2 separate regions of the Homo sapiens genome follow, and region 2 is linked to region 1. Evidence: chromatin loops called from intact Hi-C (ENCODE). Cell type or tissue: CD14-positive monocyte. All regions are shown on one strand.

Evidence for each region. Hi-C counts contacts between places; a loop is a spot of excess contacts. Peaks named below come from ENCODE experiments on the same cell type or tissue, not always from the same donor. Only the 100,000 strongest peaks of a DNase experiment are listed, where the experiment ranks them.
Region 2: it touches region 1 in a loop (4-fold over the local background); 4 of 110 quality-filtered maps call a loop at or near these places.

Annotation. Positions count from the first base shown.
Region 1 is chr6:109,524,677-109,529,676 of GRCh38, forward strand. AK9 (adenylate kinase 9) reads right to left here. Exons shown (of 41, transcript NM_001145128.3): 29 at 4,335-4,397. Among named protein-coding and RNA genes, the nearest start is that of ZBTB24-DT, 44 kb to the left of the region's middle. In CD14-positive monocyte, CTCF peaks have their summits at 2,541 (motif pointing right) and 2,747; a DNase peak (open chromatin) is centred at 2,505.
Region 2 is chr6:109,769,879-109,774,878 of GRCh38, forward strand. The region is part of intron 15 of FIG4 (FIG4 phosphoinositide 5-phosphatase); the gene reads left to right. Among named protein-coding and RNA genes, the nearest start is that of FIG4, 81 kb to the left of the region's middle. In CD14-positive monocyte, no CTCF peak of the experiment used is centred here; DNase peaks (open chromatin) are centred at 1,503, 1,847, 2,223 and 2,693; H3K4me3 peaks cover 1,615 bases; H3K27ac peaks cover 3,938 bases.

The DNA.
Region 1 (5,000 bases):
CTTACTTTCCTATTAATTTTTTGAAAATACATGTGACTATTTAATATAAACATTAGAACTATTTCTTTTGAGGGTTGTAATGTATTCAGTTGTAAAACACATCACAACTAGAGCATAAAGGATGTTAGTGGGTTGGAGATGGGTGGGGCAAATGGAGCTAGACAGTTCTAAGGTTTTTACAATATTACATTGAATAATATTGACCCTAAGTAGAATGTGAAAAGCCAAGGATGTGTTTGTAATTCTAGCATAACTACTAAAAAACGAAGCATAGAGTTATACTTAAAAAGGCAATAGATTTTCTTCTAGGGTTTTTATGGTTTCAGGTCTTACATTTAAATCTTTAATCCATTTTGATTTTTGTATATGGTAAAAGAAAGGGGTCCAGGTTCATTCTTCTGCATATGGATAACCAGTTATCCCAGCACCATTTATTTACTAGGGAGTCATTTCCCCATTGCTTGTTATTGTCGACCTTGTCGAAGATCAGATGATTGTAGGTGTGCAGCTTTATTTCTGAGTTCCATTGCTCTATGTATCTGTTTTTGTACCAGTACCATGCTGTTTTGGTTCTGGACAAATATTTTATGACAAAGTCTCCAAAAGCAATTGCAACAGAAACAAAAATTGACAAGTGGGACCTAATTAAACTAAAGAGCTTTTTCACGCAAAAGAAACTATCAACAGAAGAAACAGTCAACCAACAGAATGGGAGAAAATATTTGCAAACTATGCGTACAACATAAGTCTAATATCCAGAATCTATAAGGAACTTAAACAAATCAACAAGCCCAAAACAACAACCCCATTAAAAAATGGGCACAAGACATAAACAGACACTTAAAAGAAAACATAGACACAGCCAACGAGCATATGAAAAAATGCTCAATGTCACTACTCATTAGAGAAATGCAAATCGAAAACACAGTGGTGTCTTATCTCATGCCAGTCAGAATGACTATTATTGAAAAGTCAGAAAATAACAGATGTTAGTGAGGTTATGAAGAAAAGGAAATGTTGGTGGGAATGTAAATTAGTTCAGCCACTGTGAAAAGCAGTTTGGAGATTTATCAAAGCACTTAGAACTACCATTTAACTCAGCAATCCCATTAATGGGTATACACCCAAAGGAATAGAAATCGTTCTACTAAAAAGTCACATGCACACATGCAGTGCACTACTCACAATAGCAAAGACATGCAATCAACCTAGATGCCCATTAATGGTGGACTGGATAAAGAAAATGTGGTACATATATACCATGGAATACCATGCAGCCATAAAAAAGAATGAATTCATATCTTTTGCAGCAACATGGATGGAGCTGGAGTCCATTATCCCAAGCAAGTTAACACAGGAACAGAAAACCAACTACTGCATGTTCTCATAAGTGGGAGCTAAACTTTGAGTGCACATGGACACAAAGAGGAGAACAAAAGACACTGGGGCCTACTTGAGGGTAGAGGGTAGGAGGAGAGTGAGGGTCAAAACACTACCTATTGAGTACTATGCTCACTACCTGGGTGACAAAATTATTTGTACACCAAACCCCGGCAACATGCAATTTACCCACGTAACAAACCTGCACATGTACCCTCTGAACCTAAAATACAAATTGAAAAAGAAAAAATAAAATAAAAATTTTACACACTTTTCAAAAGAAAAAAAGGCAATAGATAATTAAAATGAATTTCTAAAATATATTCAAATAATCCAAGGAAGGCCGGAAAAGGGGAACAGAGAAACAGAAAACAGAGGGGACAAGCAGAAAGCAAATAAATTCATAGTCTCAGAGAGACAGGACTAGATTTGGGGTAAGCTGTGTTACAACTGTCTACTGGTAGGGGAAGACAGGGGAAGCTACATCTGGACAGAAGCTTGTGCCAGGAGAGCGATGGATTTTTTTATGATTAGAGAAGTGACGGAAGAGGAAAGCATGAAGAAATGGAAGAAGAAGTAAAAGACCTGTCAGAGTTCTCAGGGCTTCCTGACACAGGTGCTCATTATCTAGATCCCAAATTTCTTTATTATGCTGTGGTGTGACTGACACTGCCTGTGGAGCAGCTATTGTGAACTACTTGGTTTTCAGTGCTTTGAATCTGTCTCCAACCCGTATACCCATGCACACTTTTGCTTGCTGTTTCAACCTGAAGAGCCCTCTGTGTATCAACCTTTGGGTCTAAACACTCTGTCTTCTCCCTAGAGGATCCTGGAGATGGTTTTGGCTTGGTACTTGGTCCAGACCCTTGTTTCAACCTCATGTGGACCCTGACTTGGGCCTTCCCTCAGTACCTATGAACAATGTGTCTCTATTACTCTTCTCCGAGGCGTAGTCTGACACTGTGCTCACTTGCTCCCCGGGCTTCCTGTCCTGGCCCTCCCTTGCTTTCACCTCCCAGTGGCTACCCAACACCTAATGGAGACCCAGAGACGGAGCCAGGGGACAGGAAGAGAGGGAGGATTACAAGCAAGGCCAGGGGCTGCCTTACAGTCACATTCTGAGACTACAGGTCCACAAGATGGCGACATTTCCCTATGAAATTAATGCAAGTAATGACTGGGATATTGAAGTGATTTCTAATGTTGGAAATGTCCCATTCAGTGCTAAAAAGACAGTAAAGACAATGATTTTGTTTAGGGCAAGAAGACAAACCTGGGAAGGGCTTTCTCCGCCAGGGATTCCCCAGTTAGTCTGAAAAAGGCAAGTCACAGAACTGCATATTCTGCATAAGAAGGCAAATGTGAGAAACCCCCCTGGATCTGTTCATGGAAGTGAGCTCCAGTATAGATGTGGAGTCGGGATGGATGCCACTTAGGGTGGCACACTGACCAATAGTAACAAGCACACTAACTCATCCCTGAGATGCTATATTTTGTCTACTTTATTGTCTGAGTCAGTAGCAGGACATATAAAATTTCCATCAAAGGAGTTGGAAAAAAAAAACCCCACATACAGTTTTAATTTTTTATTCATCAAACATCTCAGGAGTTGTGCTGCGAGTTTGTTTGTATCAGTTTTGTGGGATACACAGACAGTTTTACAAACATGAAGTCTCAGGAGAGCTGACTTACAAAATCCTATTTAACCTCTACATAGAATATTGAATTTCCGAATGAAAAATCAGAAGAAATCACACCATTCTAATGTTAACAAATGAAAAAATTATAAAGAACATTTAAAGTTTATCCTGAAAATTAATTCTTAAGAAAAGAAGATTTAACTGAAGAGTAGCAAAGGGAAATTAAATTATTATTAATTAGGGAAACTAAATGTATTAATTTTTCCCATTTTACAATAAAAAGCCCTAGGTTTACAGAGGCTAAGTGACTTACTCAATGTTATACAACCTCAGCGAAACAACTGAAGTTGAATGTCACATGTGTCAGCACTCCACCAGGCACTGGAGAGCAGTGAACAAAGTCAGTGAGAACTGGAGAAGGGATACTGCGTAGGTGTGTTTAACTGCAAAGCCTGGACTCCTTCACTGCTGAAACATTTGAAGTGATTCAGAAGGGGACCACTAGGGACTCCCAAGGGCTTAAAGTAGTTAACTGTACTTAATTCCAGGTTAGGACATCTTTTTGATCCTAAACATTAGCATGACACCTTAAACAGAGCAAACTTTCAGAACATGTTTGATGAGAGAAATGAGCATTATAATGAGGCTACGATTTCTGTAAGTTTTGCTCATGGCTGATTTGCCAGTATTTGAAACAGTGTCAGACACAAAGCTCAATTAATGTTTGCTGATGGACTGAATGAATAAATGAATGAAAATCGAGGCAAATAATTAAGAGGAGGGTTCTTATTCTTACATGGTGCCATAATTTTCTCAGTCCAATGGTTTTTTCTTATCTACTTTTGGTTGTGAATATTTTGTTTTGACAAAGCAACAATTACTTTGGCCCCGCTTCTGCAATGCTTTGTGCCTGCAGTTGCAGTTGCAGTTGCACTGTACAATATCAGCAGTCCTCTGTACGGAAGTCCAGCATATTCACACCAGGGTGACATGTGGTTGCACTTGTAGCAAGTTGTATTTTCTGATATTCCTCTTTTTCTCTTCTCCTTGTTTGGCTGGACATTTTTATACAGATGGAAATCAGGTTACAAGAGGGTCAGCCTTGAAAAGCTGTTACAAGAGTGTCTTAAGCCAGAAGGCAAAGGCTGGGTGTGATGGCTCATGCCTGTAATCCTAGCACTTTGAGAGGCTGAGGTGGGAGGATCCCTTGAGCCCAGGAGTTCGAGGTTGCAGTGAGCTATGATTGTGCCACTGTACCCTGCCCTGGGCAACAGAGTGAGACCCTGTTTTGAAAAAAAAAACAAAACTACTTACCTCCCTCCTTTTTTTATCTCTCTCTAATATAAGTTCAGCCCTTCTTTTAGCAATCGTATCAACCTGTTAAAGAAAGAGACATTAAAAAATTGTAATGGAGAATGATAAAAGTGGCTTTCTCTGTATTCATATATTTTTATATAAAGTAGGAATAACGTTTGGGCAGAAGCACAGTGAACTTTGCAGGAAAGGATGTGATGGCGGTAATCATGTTGCTTGGCTTGCATCCTTGTACCTCTGAACCTCTTGATCAGCTATTTTCTTCCAGAGGGATAAACAGCACTTGGGGTCAGTTACTCTTTCCACAAAGTTTAGAACTCCTTTTCAAAATTTATCGCTCATTTGTTTGTTTGGTTTTGGTGGCAGGAAATAGGGAAATACGTGGAGGCAATTCACTGAAAATGGTAAGCTTTTAACACACTATTAAATAGCCTACCATAGCGATCCCCAACCATTTTGGCATGAGGGACTGGTTTCACAGAAGACAATTTTCCATGGACCGAAGATGGGGATTGTTTTGGGATGACTCAAGCTCATGACATTTATTGTGCACTTTATTTCTATTATTATTACATTGTAATATCCAAAGAAATAATTTTACAACTCACCATAATGTAGAATCAGTGGGGGCCCTAAACTTGTTTTCCTGCAACTACATGGTCCCAT
Region 2 (5,000 bases), 250 kb after region 1:
ATTGTACTCTAGCCTGGGTGACAGAGTGAGACTGTCTCTCAAAAAACAAGCAAACAAAAGCAACCAGAATAGTGAAATTAGGTTGTTAGGAATTTTACCCTTGGTTTATGTGGATGGACTGATGCTATGGGGTCAACTCACCTGACCCTTTTTTCTATTCATTTTAAAAACTGTTCTTGAGGCTTCACATGCTAGCATGCATGTTGGTCTAGGAAGCACCTTTTAGTTTTTAATATAACTAGTTACATAGGGAGTTGGAGGATGCTTTACAGGGAAAGCATAGGTATCTCTTCAGATGTTAGGGAGAGCTTTTAATTCCCTTAAGGGCCTTGCTAAGCTCTTTCTATTTTTTTTTAAATGCAAATTTTTAAGCCTGGATTTTCTTGCTGGAGCTTGTTGAATTTAAATCCTATTATAAAAAAAAGATAAGAAACCTACAGCAGTTAATAATAGATCTGCTGTATATACGTGTGTGTGTGTGTATATATATGCCTAACATAAATATGTACACCCACATGCGTGTGCATAATTTGAATGTAGTGAATGTGTGTATGCATGCATGGAGGGGAATCATGTTCTCAACAGGGATCTAAAGAGAAAAGCTCCCAAGGTGTGTTAGGTTGTTTTTGCGTTGCTATAAAGAAATACCTGAGACTGAGTAATTTCATAAAGAAGAGAGGTTGAATTGGCCCATGATTTTGCAGGTTGTACAGGAAACATCGTGCCATTATCTTCTCAGTTTCTAGGTGGGGCCTCAGGGAACTTTTAATCCTGGCAGAAGAAGGGGGAGCAGGTGTCTCACATGGCAAGGGGTGAGGGGAAGGAGGTGCCACACACTTTTAAACAACCAGATCTCTTGAGAACTCACTATCGCAAGGAGTGCATCAACCCAAACACCTTCCGCCAGACTCCATCTCCAAAATTGTGGATTACATTTCAACACCAGAGTTCGGCAGAGACAAATATCCAAACGATATCACAGGGTCAGGGTTTCAAAGCTTATCACGTGTGGAAGACAGTGATCCCAGAAGATGGTGCTGAGGTGGCTTCACCTGGCATTATGATAGTACTCTAAAGGACTGCCAGCAGTTTCTTCCCCTTTCTGCTCACTGCTGAAAGAGGGACATCAAAGGGAACATGCTGAGAACATTTTAATTTATCAAGAATAGTGAGATAGCCTTCTGAGGTTATCCTTCAAACAGCAGATTGTGAGTGAATAAGCTGTATTTGGCAATAGCAGAAATAAAACAGTTGGAAAAATGTTTTGTTTTAATAACGTTTGTTTTAATACCCTTGGTAACTTTTGTTAAAGCCCAACTCTTCACCTCTTCTGCAACCAAAGCAGTTGTACATGGCAAGAGAAAAGTTTGTAATTTATTACTCTTAAACAGACTACAGTTCTCCAAAGGACAACGGACTGTCCTGTGACATTTCCATAGTAAGTTCATTCTTCCCCTCTCCAAAATGACTATTTCATAACTTGTCCTCTCTCCTTAAAACTACAACACCTCAGTCTCATCTGATGACCTTGCTTCGTGCTTCAGTGAGAAAATAAGTTATTGAAAGGGAACTTCCTCTAATTCTTTTTTTTTTTTTTTTTTTTTTTTTGAGACAGAGTCTCGCTCTGTGGCCCAGGCTGGAGTGCAGTGGCACTATCTCGGCTCACTGCAAGCTCCGCCTCCTGGGTTCATGCCATTCCCCTGCCTCAGCCTCCCGAGTAGCTGGGACTACAGGTGCCTGCCACCGCGCCCGGCTAATTTTTTGTATTTTTAGTAGAGACGGGGTTTCACCATGTTAGCCAGGACTTCCTCTAATTCTCCCATCAAATGCAGAGGGCGTCCTTTTCTGCACCCATAGTTTCTACCCTATATTGTATTACAATGCTTGTGGTGGCCCTGCTCCATCTTAAGTGAAACCTTGCCTTTTTCTTTGAATCCCATGCCTTCTTGTGTTCCCTAACTATATGCTTGTTGCTGTACATCATCAGTTTCTCTGTCTCTAATGCATCATTGCCATTAACATAAAAGCATACCTTAGCATTTTCCATCCACCCTTTCCAGCTATTCCTAATCCCACATGCCCCTCCAGCCACAGTCCTATTTTTCTGCTCTCATGAGCAAAACCTCTTGAAAGGGTTGTCTCCACTGTGTTCTCTCTACCTGCTCCACTTGGCAACTGCCCTGCCATGACACCGAAACTGTACTTGTCCAGGTTACCAACAATTCCCACATTGCCAAATCTAATGTTTACTCTTCTGACTCCATCTTACTCAACCTTTCAACAACTTTCATCACAGTTGACCACTTCCTCTTTCTTAAACTTCACTTTGTGAGATCTCTCAGTGGGATATTGAGATCTCTGTCAATAGGAGAGAGTCTCAGTCTCCTATTGACTTCCCCTGCTGTGTTTCTAAACCTTTCTCTTTTTCCAGTTTTGTCCTAGGGATATCACATTCAGCTTTTGACTACCATGCATTTGACACTCAGATTTTTAGCTCTAACTTTAACTTCTCATGAACTCCAGACTCATTTATCTAAATGTCTACCTAGCATCTCTGCTGGGATATTGAATTAGTTTTTTTGTTTTTTGTTTTTTGAGATGGAGTTTTGCTCTCGTTGCCCAGACTGGAGTGCAATGGCGCAATCTCGGCTCACCACAACCTCTGCTTCCTGGGTTCAAGAGACTCCCCTGCCTCAGCCTTCCGAGTAGCTGGCATTACAAGCATGTGCCACCACCTGGCTGATTTTTATTTTTAGTAGAGACAGGGTTTCTCCATGTTGGTCAGGCTGGTCTTGAACTCCCGACCTCAGGTGATCTGCCCGCCTCAGCCTCCCAAAGTGTTAGGATTACAGGTGTGAGCCACCATGCCTGGCCATTGAATTAGTTTTTTATCATTGCCATGACAAATTACTACAAACTCAGTGGTTTAAAACAATACCCATTATCTTAGAGTTTCTGAGGATCAGAAGTCTATGGACACAGCATTACTGAGCTGTATTCTCTGCTTAGGTTCTCACAAGACTAGAGTAAAAATGATGTCACATGACGTTAAAATGAAGTCAAAATGTCAGCTGACCTGGGCTTTTACCTGGAGGCTTCCTGGCTCATTCTCATTGTTGGCAGAATTCCATGCAGCTATTGGACTGATGTCCCATGTCCTTGCTGGCAGTTGGCTGGGGGCCACTGTCAGTTCCTAGAGGCTGCTGCATTTCTTGGCTTGTGGCCTGCTCTATTTTAAAGCCTACCACAGTGCACCAAATACATCTTGTGCTTCAAATCTCTCTGCCTTCCCCTCCTGCCTTCCTCTTCAGCCTCTAAAGGATTAATGTGATTACAGTGGACCCAACCAGATGATTTAGGATTTTTCTATCTTGCAGTTGATGATGAGTAACCTTAATTACATCTGCAAAGTCCTTTTTACCATGTAGTAGAAAATATTCATGGTATGATACTAGGGAGCAAAGGTCTTGGGGGCCAAATTTCTTCCTACCACAGAAATCTAACAAAATCACAAACTTACCATTTCTGAGACAGAAACTCTTGACTCTGTCTCAAGTCCGTTTCTCTACTTGTTTTTTCTACTTCAATACCCATTGATCAATTCAGAAAACCTAGGAATTCTCCCTGCATTATTTCTTTTCCTCATCACTGTTCCCCAATCCCATCTGTCAACAAATCTTGTTGGTTATACCTCCAAAATAATATCTTCTGTGTTTCATCCCTACTTCTGACACGCTAGTCCACACAGCCACGGCCATCCACTGTTATCTGGATGGCTGCAGGGGTTTGCTATTCTTGTTGTTTGTTTGTTTGAGTGAAGTCTTACCCTGCCACCCAGATTGGAGTGCAGTGGTGCTATCACAGCTTACTGCAGCCTTGACTTCCCAGACTCAAGTGATTTTCCCACCTCAGCCTCCTGAGTAGCTGGGACCACACTCGTCTAATTTTTATTTATTTATTTATTTATTTTTTCTGTAGAGATAGGGTCTCCCTATGTTGCCCAGGCTGGTTCCTAACTCCTGGGCTCAAGTGATCCTCCCTCTTTCCAGCCTTCCAAGTAGCTGGGACTATAGGCGTGTGCCACCATGCCCAGCTCATATTTTTTATTATTTTTGTAGAGACAGAATCTCCCTGTGTTCCCCAGGCTGGTCTCAATCTTGTGAGCTCAAGCGATCTGCCTGCCTAGGCCTCCCAAAGTGCTGGGATTACAGGCATGAGCCTCCATGCCTGGCCATTTTTTTCAACTACTAAAGTATATATGTTAATTATACAAAGTACAGAATGGCTCACAAATAAATCATATGATCCCCACCTTCCAGAGATAGCCACTTGTATATTTAGGGGAACATGATCCTTCTGGTTTTACTATACCTGTAATTTATAATATGCTTTTGCTCTTTTAGATAATGTAATGAATCTTTATAACCTTAAATATTCTTCTATAACATGATTTTTAGTAGCCCTATGGTACTCTATCTTTGAGAAGCATCATAATTTAGTTATTTGCTTTGTGCATTTAGAGTTGTTCTAAACAAACATCTTTGAACATATACCTTTTTGCATATTTTGATCTTATGAAAAGTTCAGAAGCAAATTTATTAGGTCAGAGGGTAAAAATAATTTTTAGGGCTTAAAATATCTATCTATATATATTATATAGATATATATTTGCCAAATTGCCTTTCAGAAAGGATGTAAACAGTTAATGTTCCCCTTGGCAGAGTATGGGAGTGCCTATTTTGAAATGTATTTGCCAACTTAACAGACAGAAAATGGTATGTTGTTCTAATTTGCAGTATTTGATAACTAGCGAAGTTGGATTTTTATATATCCATTGGCTGTTTCTGTTTCTTTTGAAAATTGTGTGTACCTGTTTTTCTATTAGGGGTTAATCTGTGTCTTTCCTACATTTAGTTGGTATTTATTTCAATGTCTGATGTGAGGTAGGGGTCTAACATCATTGTCCCTTCCACCCCCACCCCAATACTATTGTACTGTTT